2 separate regions of the Homo sapiens genome follow, and region 2 is linked to region 1. Evidence: chromatin loops called from intact Hi-C (ENCODE). Cell type or tissue: heart right ventricle. All regions are shown on one strand.

Region 1 (5,000 bases):
GACTATTAGAATGCCTTTCTATTTTACAGTCTGGGTAAATGCTTTCCCAGACTTAAGAGCTTCTTAGAGAGTTTTATCAAACATGCAGGCACATTTCTGATTATTTAAGGCTTAAGACTTTGGAAATTCTTTGGCATTTAGCTACAGCCTTTTGACATTTTTGCTGTTCATTACCAGTACCGTGCTGTGGAAAGGAAAAGAGAAGGGACACACAAGGTGATTTTATACACCTACAAACAGTGGAAAAGTGATAGTGGATAGGAAAAAAGTAGAATCTACATGAAATATTTGTAGATTTAACTTATGTTCTGTTCTCCATTATTGTAATTGTTTGTGTCATACATTGCTGCATAATAAACTACCGTAGGCCAGGTGCAGTGGCTCGTGCCTGTAATCCTAGCACGATGAGGGGGTGAAATGGGAACATTGCTTGAGGCCAGGAGTTCAAGACCGACCTGGGCAACATAGCAAGGCCCCATCTCTACATCTGAAAAAATAATAAATTAGAAACCTACTATAAAACATAACTTTAAAAGAACACTTAATGATTTCTCACCATTCTGCATGAGGGCGCTGCTGTATGACTTTCTTCCATGTGATGTGGGTTGGGACTTGTTGGGAATCTCCCCACGTGGTCTCTCATCCGTCCATGGCTTAGCCTGAGCTTCTTTACATGCCAGCAGGACCCCAAGAGACTGAAGCAGAAGGTCTCTTAAGGTCTCAGAACCAGCCCAGAAACACATCTGCTCATTTTATTGGTTAAAGCAAGGCACAAGGCCAGCTCAAATACTAGGGCTGGGAAAACAAACACTACCTTGATGGGAGGAGCTGCAAAATATTGTGGCTATGACTTCCAACACACCTCAGTAGCTGATCAAGTTGACTGTAAAATTAAATTGGACAAAATTGGTAAAAATTCCAGATTCTGACTTCTGCCAGACATTTATTCCATTTTGCATTTATCCCATTTGCATTTATTCCATTTGCAGATCTGCAGATTAGGAAGTAGACAGAAACAGTAAGAAAAAACACGTGGATAGTCTTAATCACTTTTCAAGTTTTTTTTTTTTGGAGATACAGGTTCTTGCTAGGATGCCCAGTTTGTAGTGCAGTGGCTATTGACAGATGATATACCACACTGTGGCCTCAAATTTCTGGGCGCAAATAATCCTCCCACTTCAGCCTCCTGAGTAGCTGGGACGATAGGCACATGCCACTGCGCCCAGCTTCAAGAAGTTTGTTTTTTTTTTTTTTTTGAGACATAGTCTTGCTCTCTTGCCCAGGCTGAAGTGCAATGCCGCGATCTCGTCTCACTGCAACCTCCGCATCCCGGGTTCAAGCGATTCTTTTGCCTCAGCCTCCCAAGTAGCTGGGATTACAGGGGACTGCCACCACACCCAGCTAATATTTGTATTTTTAGTAGAGATGGAATTTCACCATGTTAGCCAGGCTGGTCTTTAACTCCTGACTTCAGGTGATCCACCCGCCTCGGCCTGCCAAAATGCTGGGATTACAGGTGTGAGCCACCATGCCTGGCGAACTCATAGGCTTTAAAACATATGTCTTGGGGACTGGGCGTGGTGGCTCACACCTGTAATCCCAGGACTTTGGGAGGCCGAGGCAGGCGGATCACGAGGTTAAGATATCGAGACCATCCTGGCTAACATGGTGAAACTCCGTCTCTACTAAAAATACAAAAAAAAAAATTAGCTGGGCACGGTGGTGTGTGACTGTAGTCCCAGCTACGCAGGAGGCTGAGGCAGGAGAATCGCTTGAACCCGGGAGGGGGAGGTTGCAGTGAGCCGAGATTGCACCACTGCACTCCAGCCTGGCCATAAAGTCTCGTCTCAAAAAAAAAAATTACACACAATATATATATATATATACACACACACACATACATACATACACACGTGTGTGTGCGTGTGTGTGTGTGTGTGTCTTGGACTCACGCCTGTAATCCCAGCATTTTGGGAGGATGAAGCGGGTATATCACTTGAGGTGAGGAGTTGGAGACCAGCCTGGCCAACATGGTGAAACCCTGTCTCTACTAAAAATACAAAAATTAGCCGGGTATGGTGTCAGGCGTCTGTACTCCCAGCTACTTGGGAGGCTGAGACAGGAGAATCACTTGAACCTGGGAGGCAGAGGTTACAGTGACCACAGATCATGCCGCTGCACTCCAGCATGGGCGCCAGAGCAAGACTGTTTCAAATAAATAAATAAATCATAAAATAAAATAAAGCTTATCAGTGACCCTTGACTTAACTAGCCCCTTTTTCAACTGAGTTAACTAGCACATATGTTTCTTATCCATTAAAGCCTGTATTCCTATCTTCTCTGAAATGTAGAAGCATATAATAGGGTCAGTAGTTAAGAGTGAGGATTTTAGAATAGGAGCTAGATTTAAATTGTGGCTTTGTACTACTTTGTGTGACTTTATAAACATTATCTAAAGTCTGTATTTTTCAGATTCATTCATAAGACAGTCTACCTCATGAGGTTTTTGTGAAGTTTGAATAAATATGTATACAGAGATTAGCAGTGTCTAGCACACGGAAAGCATTCAACAAGGTCAATGATTTTTATTTGACAGGCCTCAGTCTGCAGGAACATATATTTAAGCTTTAAGATTTGCTCAAGCCTCTTGCAAAATGGTCTATGGGGCCTCTGGCAGTAGGGACTTCATATACACTCCCAAACACTGAAGCCACCCAAACAAGCTTTTGTACTAAGCTCTCTGAATTTCGAGTGACTTTTCTAAATTTTTTGACCCATAAATTTCCTCTTGGTTTGCTTTGCTGCCCTCTTCTGGTGGAATGGCAAAAGAGTTAGATGACATTTCCAATCCCTACTGCCACTCAAACTGCTAAAAGCTATCAATATTTTGAATCCTTAGTCAAAGAATCCAACTTGCAAAAATCTCTGGCCTTACATTCAAGTCAATTCAAATGAAAATAAAGTCTAAACGTAAAGCTTCTACCTATGAATTTCAATTTATTTCTATTACATGGAAAGTGATATTGGTAGGTAGAATAATTATTAAAATGGACTACTCATTTTAGGTTGAAAAGATCTAAGAATATTTTGTTATTCTGAATGGCAACAGAAAATTCCTTATAAACTGCATTTCACTTTTCTGAAACAGTGAAATGTGTACATATAGAGTCTTAATTTTAAAAAACTTTTTTCCTAGGCTGGGCACAGTGGCTTACGACTGTAATCCCAGCACTTTGGGAGGCCGAGGCGGGCGGATCACGAGGTCAGGAGTTTGAGACCACCCTGGCCAACAGAGTAAAACCCCATCTCTACTAAAAATACAAAAATCAGTCGGGCATGGTGGCACATGCCTGTAGTCCCAGCTACTTGGGAGACTGAGGCAGGAGAATCGCTTGAACTCGGGAGGCAGAGGTTGCAGTGAGCCTAGATCATGCCACTGCACTCCAGCCTGGGCAACAGAGCAAGACTACATCTCAACAAACAAACAAACAAACAAACAAAAACCAACCAACCAAACCAAAAAAACCCTTCTTTCCTAACGTTAACATCAGCTAATCTCTATATCTTCCAAACTATAATACCTATGTATTATCCTGGTATTTAAAAATTTTAGCATAGAAACTGCATGCAAAATGTTACTGTGTACTTCCTTCAAATACAATGAGAAAGGTAAATACTTAGCCTAATACAGAAAATTATTTAAATCACTTTAACAATTTTCACATTGTTTTGGAAGATATTGTAAACATTCTAGGCTAGGCATGGTGGCTTATGCCTGTTAATCCCAGCACTTTGGGAAGCCGAGGCAGGAGGATCGCTTGAGCCCAGTAGTTCGGTCTGGGCAACATGGCGAAACCCCATCTCTACTGAGAAATACAAAACTTAGCTGGGCGTGGTGGCATGCGCCTGTGGTCCCAGCTACTCGGGAAGCTGAGGTGGGAGGACTGCTTGAGCCTGGAAGGTCAAGGCTGCAGTGAGCCATGACTGCTCCACTGCACACTCCAGCCTGGGTGACAGAGTGAGACTCTGTCTCAAAAAGAAAAAGAAAAAGAAATATTCTAGGTTGTATATAGACAAAGCTAAAATTTAGAAGCAAATGTGCAGAAAGTTTGTACATTTGAATTTTCATTAAACTGCTAATCCTACTGTAGAATTTTGTGATCAGAAAAACATTTCCTTGGTCCTTGATTTTCAGAAAAACATATTTTAAGGAGAAATATACATTGTTTTCTTGTTTACTTCATATTGGCTGTTTGGGTATAAATCTGTAGAAGTTAAAAATATGTTCTTTTTGAAGTATTGGCAAGAGTTCTAAAGTTACAAATACTAGTACATTAAGTCATGATAACAGCACTTATGCCACGTTATCTCTACAAAATGTAAAATGACTGGAATCTTTGGAATTCCCTTCCCCCACTAATTCAACAAAGCTCAGATTTGTCGTACTTTAGAACAGAGAGACTATCTCCTTGAGCTACCCAAGCATTGCTGCTTTTACTGGTCAAATTATTTACGATCTGAATATTGGTCATTTGCATATTTTATAGGAATTATGCACCTTGGAGACAAGGGAACAGGTTGCAGCAAATCTGTTAAAAATACAGTTTATGTTCAAAACTAGATCTACTTTCCATGTTTAGCACAATATGCAAGGGTTGCTTATTGAGTGGAAATATGCCAAAATCTGGGTTAAAGCCTTTGCAGTTCTCTATTTGCCAGAATGAAAACATGAATTTCTGGCCTTTAAGGCTGTGTAACGAAGACCCAGAATTGAAGAATAAAGTACTAAAAAACTGAAATTAACTTTATACACCATTATTTAGAAAGTTATTAATATAATCTGAATTTTTGATACCTAGAATAGCCATTAAAAGCAGGCAATTAGGAGATACCTCTGTAAAAGGCCAAAAGCAACAAGAACTTTACTAAAACCAGCATAAAAGTGAGCTAATTCAATTTAGTATTGTATTTAATATTAAACCAAAATGATTTCATAGATT
Region 2 (5,000 bases), 260 kb before region 1:
AACTTATAAATACAGGGTTTTAAAATAGTGGTTCTCTTAGCTGGGCATGGTGGCAAATGCCTATAGTCCCAGCTACTTGAGAGTCTGAAGTGGGAGAATCACCTGAGCCTGGGAGGTTGAGGCTTCAGGGAGCCATGATCACGCCACTGCGCTCCACCAAGGACTACAGCAGTGAGACCCTGTCTCAAAAAAAAAAAAAAAAAAAAAAAAAAAAAAAAAAAAAAAGGTGGTTCTCTCAGTGTGCAGTGAGATAGGTTAAAAATATATATATATACAAAAATAGAATAGTGGTTCTCAACCTAACATCTAGAAAACCATCAACATACCATACACAAAGCTTAGGTATCTGTGTGGTTATTAATTTATTTTCCTATCAGTTATGTTAACAGAGATAACTTAACGGAAGTATCCAGCTTTTCAATTTATCACCAGAAACAATTTTGTTAAGTCTTAGTTGATAAGTTGATAAGTGCTTAGTTGATAAGTGCTTAGTTTAAGCACTTCCTGTCTTAACAAAGCCTGAAAGAAGAAAATATCATCAAGATCTCTGAACTCAGCTTAGGACTTCTAAAATTAACACTTCTCTTAAGATCTACTTGTACCTAATAAAAGTCTCATTCATATGCTAGCAAACCAGCCCCAAAATGAGATAAACACAGTACATCTTTTAAAATATTTAGATGTACAGCTGTCATGATTAAAGAGAATAAATCCAGAGTGAGTTCGCCACTATAATGGACAGCCACTGCAATGGCAGTCATGATCATGGTCATGCTGCTGCCCAACAGGAGGAATATTTAAGTCTCTATCTCATTTGATAAGAGAAACATAGTAAACTTCCAAAGGTATCAACCCTGCTAGTTTTAGGGGGACTCTGAATACTACACATAATATCAGTTGTAGACAACCAAAACAAAAGAATGATTCCCAAAAAGTGAAATATATCCATTACGCTATTTATAACTGCTTATCTGGAAATGCTCAAGAAACTGACTTTGCAGTGACTAAATTGTTGCATGCCAAAGTTAGAAAGGAGAGCTATATTACATCCAAGTTAGTTATGTGCAAAACATTTTTTTTAAAAGACTAAAGAAGAGAGAGATATAGACAGAATTCAACCCAAGTTTAAAAACGAAAACAAAACATATTGTCCCTGGAGGAAGAATAGGTGATTGGAATAGAAAGGATTTTCACTTAATGCCATGTTACTGTAAACTATTAAAATCTGGAAAACTTTCCCCAAAATTACAATCAACGAAAATATGCCCTGGATATAACTGCTTAGTTCTGTAATGCATGATAAACTTTATCCTAAGAGCACAATCACAAATTGATGAAATATGGTATTAGTGGAGTTAACAAAGTGACAGAATAGTTATTTGCAATATCCCTTTTCTTGATTAAGTACCTTTCATCAGTTACACTCAATATTTTGATCATAGCCTTTTAACTTTTTTCACATTTATTATAGGTATATATAAACTAGTAATACAACCCTTAAGTGTTCTGAATATTCAAAATAATAATAATAATAATACAAGCTTGAGTTAGGTTTTTTTTAATGTTTGCTGTAATTATATTTTCCTATTTGGTAAGTCTTCATTGATGGTACAACTATACAAACTATACAAGAAGCCATTTTTGTATAGTTGTATGCAAAAAGCCATTTTTGTATAGTTGTATGCAAAAAGCCATTTTTGTATAGTTGTATGCAAAAAGCCATTTTTGTATAGTTGTATGCAAAAAGCCATTTTTGTATAGTACACAAATGCTCATGGTACATTGTACAAAAGTAGAATCACATACTATAATATACATTTTATTCACTTAAGTAACAATGCCTATATGTTTTATTTCAGATAATTTTGGATAATTGAGGCAAGAACTTAGAAGAAAAAAATTATACAATTCACATGACATTTTAATACAGCCAATTTTGACCCAAAACGGTGATAAAAATAAATTAACCAATTAACACAAGTAAAATAGTACTTCAGAAATATAAAAGAAACCAAAATCAAGAAATCCTGGCCGGGTTCGGTGGCTCACACCTGTAATCACAGCACTTTAGGAGGCCGAGGTCTGGCCAATATGGTAAAACCCCATCTCTACTAAAAATACAAAAAATTAGCCAGGTGTGGTGGCACGTGCCTGTAAGCCCAGCTACTCGGGTGGCTGAGGCAGGAGAATCACTTGAACCCAGAAGGTAGAGGATGCAGTGAGCCGAGATCGTGCCACTGCACTCCAGCCTGGGCAACAGAGCCAGACTCTGTCCCAAAAAAAAAAGGAAATCCTAGCTAAATATGCTTTGATATATTCATTCTCGTATAGATGTATGTACACATGAGCCAAATAAAGTTTACAGTGTCTATTTTTCCATTATCTATACTATTATAATTTATCAAAACAAAATCCATAATGAGGCTGTCACATTTAAAGTAATTAATATTCATTACCTGAGACTGAAGTGCCAGAAAAAGGATAGTGCCATCTCTATGCCATATAAAACCTTAAATAAATACAAACCCTGATAAAAAGAAAGCAGCATGCCAGAGATCTCTGAAGACAGTGCCAACGCTGTGAGAGGTGCTTGTACCGTGGTTCTGAACTGCTCCCTCTTGTGTGTTATCTGTGGTACTAGAACCATCTCCTTCCCTATGTACTTCCAAATGGGCTGCTTTTCTTAATTTCCTTCATCAGAAGAGATTAAGAATGGAAGGCAGCTTTAATATTTTAATAACCACTTTCTCAGTAGTACAATCAAAATTTTGGAAAACATAAACACAGGAACTTTACTTAACACATAATAAAATTTAGATTTACTAGATAAAATTTAATCCAAATATCATGATGCATATTCAAGACCAATTTCTAGAAATGTTAAGGTATTGGTCCTTGCTTATAGTGGCAGGTCAGTGGACAGAAGATTGAAAGGATTGCATTGGATGGATATTTACAAAAGCATTTCTTCCCTATTTGAATGCCACTTATCTGCAGATGAAGAAAGAAGAAAATTTAGATTGGAGAGAATTATAATCTAATTTATGGACATTGCTATTTATCTAATGTATTATCTTTTAAAAATGAGATGGGCTTAAATCTCAGCACCAAAAAACTACAAATGTCACAATCTCTTAGCAATGATATTCAAAAGAGGACCTGCTCCAAAAGAACCTTAAAACAAACTCCAGTGTGCTGATTGGCCAGTGAGATATGCTATATTTACTGAATCAAGGGTAATATTAAACAGATTCAAACAGAATTTAGTGGCCAGGTGTGGTGGCTCATGCCTGTAATCCCAGCACTTTGGGAGGCCGAGGTGGGAGGATCGCTTGAGCCCAGGAATTCAAGACTAGCCTGGACAATAAAGTGAGACCCCATCTCTACAAAAAATAAAAAATAAAAAAACTAGTCAGGTGGGGTGGCATACACCTGTATTCCCAGCTACTCAGGAGGATGAGGTGAGAGGATCACTTGAGCCCAGGAGGTCCAGGCCACAGTGAGCTGGACTCCAGCCTGGGTGACGGAGACAGTGAGACCCTGTCTCAAAAAAAATACAAAAAAAAAAACAAAACAAAACCAAATAGCATTTAGTAAATACAGTTTAGCTGAAATTTTTTCTAGGTTTTTGTTTTTGCCAAAGCATCTTCTATTAGAAATACAAGATTTTTATAAGTAGTAGGAATTATTAACAATCTAGCTAACATATATTGTCTACATTGATATTAGGTGACTATAAATGAGCTTCAAGGAAAAAAAAAAAAAAGAAACAAAAACACAGGCATGTGGTCTTAAAATGGCCTTGAAGCAAATATGGAAACTAAATCATCTGGTAATTGATTCTGAAGCTCAGTGTTTTTTTGAAACAGCAACCTTACAAGATAAGATTTTAGTCTATGAAGGTAAGAGGAGTCAAGAACAATCGTAGATTCAAATTACATAAATGTACAAAAAGATTACTTTTTAAAAAACAGTACCTTCTTCTTTTACCCCCTGTACTTAGAGGAGGTTTGGGTGTTCTTGTGGAAACAATCTGGCAATGCACAGTTCCCAGGAGCAGCATCAGCCATATCGGCCCAATCACCTCTGTCAGAGGTATGCTGTGTGGGCTAGAAGTGGAGCAGAATAATACTATTGCAGCAACTATAAAAAGGGAAAGAAAATATGCTTAATTATAGATCTGATAGTCACCTCTTCAAAACTTTTAAAATTGTTTTTACATTATTTTTTGCCAAAATATTTTTCTAAATTTAAATGAGTTTAAAATATTACTATAGAGACAAGCTCTCTCAGACTGTTTTATTGTCTGCCGCAGCCTAACCATGGTATTTAGTAATAAACTCTCGGAACAAGACAACACCCAACATAGTCTCTAAACTACACCTCAACGCTGCAACGTAAATTAGATGCATATGAATCAAAGGACATTTCTAAGTAACATCACAGACAATCAAAGAACTACCCTAACCTCAAGTACATTATTTCTTTGTTTTACAAATAAAGAAATCTTATGATAAGTGTATCATACAGATACAAAGAGCTTCTTATTAATAGAGGTCTATCTCCTTAGAATTAATAACAAATTTACTTAGGCATAGTTTCCAGAGAAACCACTAAACATCCATCAATGCTAACTATTACTACATGAAGGGAAATCTTGTTTTGCCTACACAGCATCCCTTAGACTTTCTGGACATAAACTCTCTTTACCTTCGTCTCCCTCCTTTATCCATCAATCATACATTCTTATTTCTCCCACCTCAGGGATAGACATGTAACCTAGGCTTGTCACAGTCTTAGTAAGTCTGAATACAAAAGCTTATAAAAAGATGGGCAAGTGACCTAAGCAGGGCCAATCAGTCTTTTTCAGGGACTAATATAGGTGCTTCAAGACCTTTCTCCTAGATCACAAACACTAAAGACTATGAAAAAATGAAATTGCTAGGGGCCACCTTAGCCACCACCTAGAAAGAGCCAACCTAAGAATGTGACCAGCAAGA

Evidence for each region. A loop is a pair of places that touch in the nucleus more often than their neighbours do. Peaks named below come from ENCODE experiments on the same cell type or tissue, not always from the same donor. Only the 100,000 strongest peaks of a DNase experiment are listed, where the experiment ranks them.
Region 2: a loop joins it to region 1, with 4 times the contacts of the local background. A loop is called at or near these places in 11 of 110 quality-filtered maps.

What each region holds. Positions count from the first base shown.
Region 1 is chr7:77,649,554-77,654,553 of GRCh38, reverse strand. LOC105375363 (a long non-coding RNA gene) reads right to left here and starts at 1,213. Exons shown (of 3, transcript XR_927695.3): 1 at 815-1,213; 2 at 557-695. In heart right ventricle, a CTCF peak has its summit at 2,806 (motif pointing left); no DNase peak of the experiment used is centred here.
Region 2 is chr7:77,907,936-77,912,935 of GRCh38, reverse strand. PHTF2 (putative homeodomain transcription factor 2) reads right to left here. Exons shown (of 19, transcript NM_001395272.1): 7 at 3,978-4,143; 8 at 2,527-2,691. It overlaps LOC124901682 (a long non-coding RNA gene), which reads left to right. Exons shown (of 3, transcript XR_007060398.1): 3 at 1,860-1,932. Among named protein-coding and RNA genes, the nearest start is that of DDX3ILA1, 80 kb to the left of the region's middle. In heart right ventricle, a CTCF peak has its summit at 2,600; no DNase peak of the experiment used is centred here.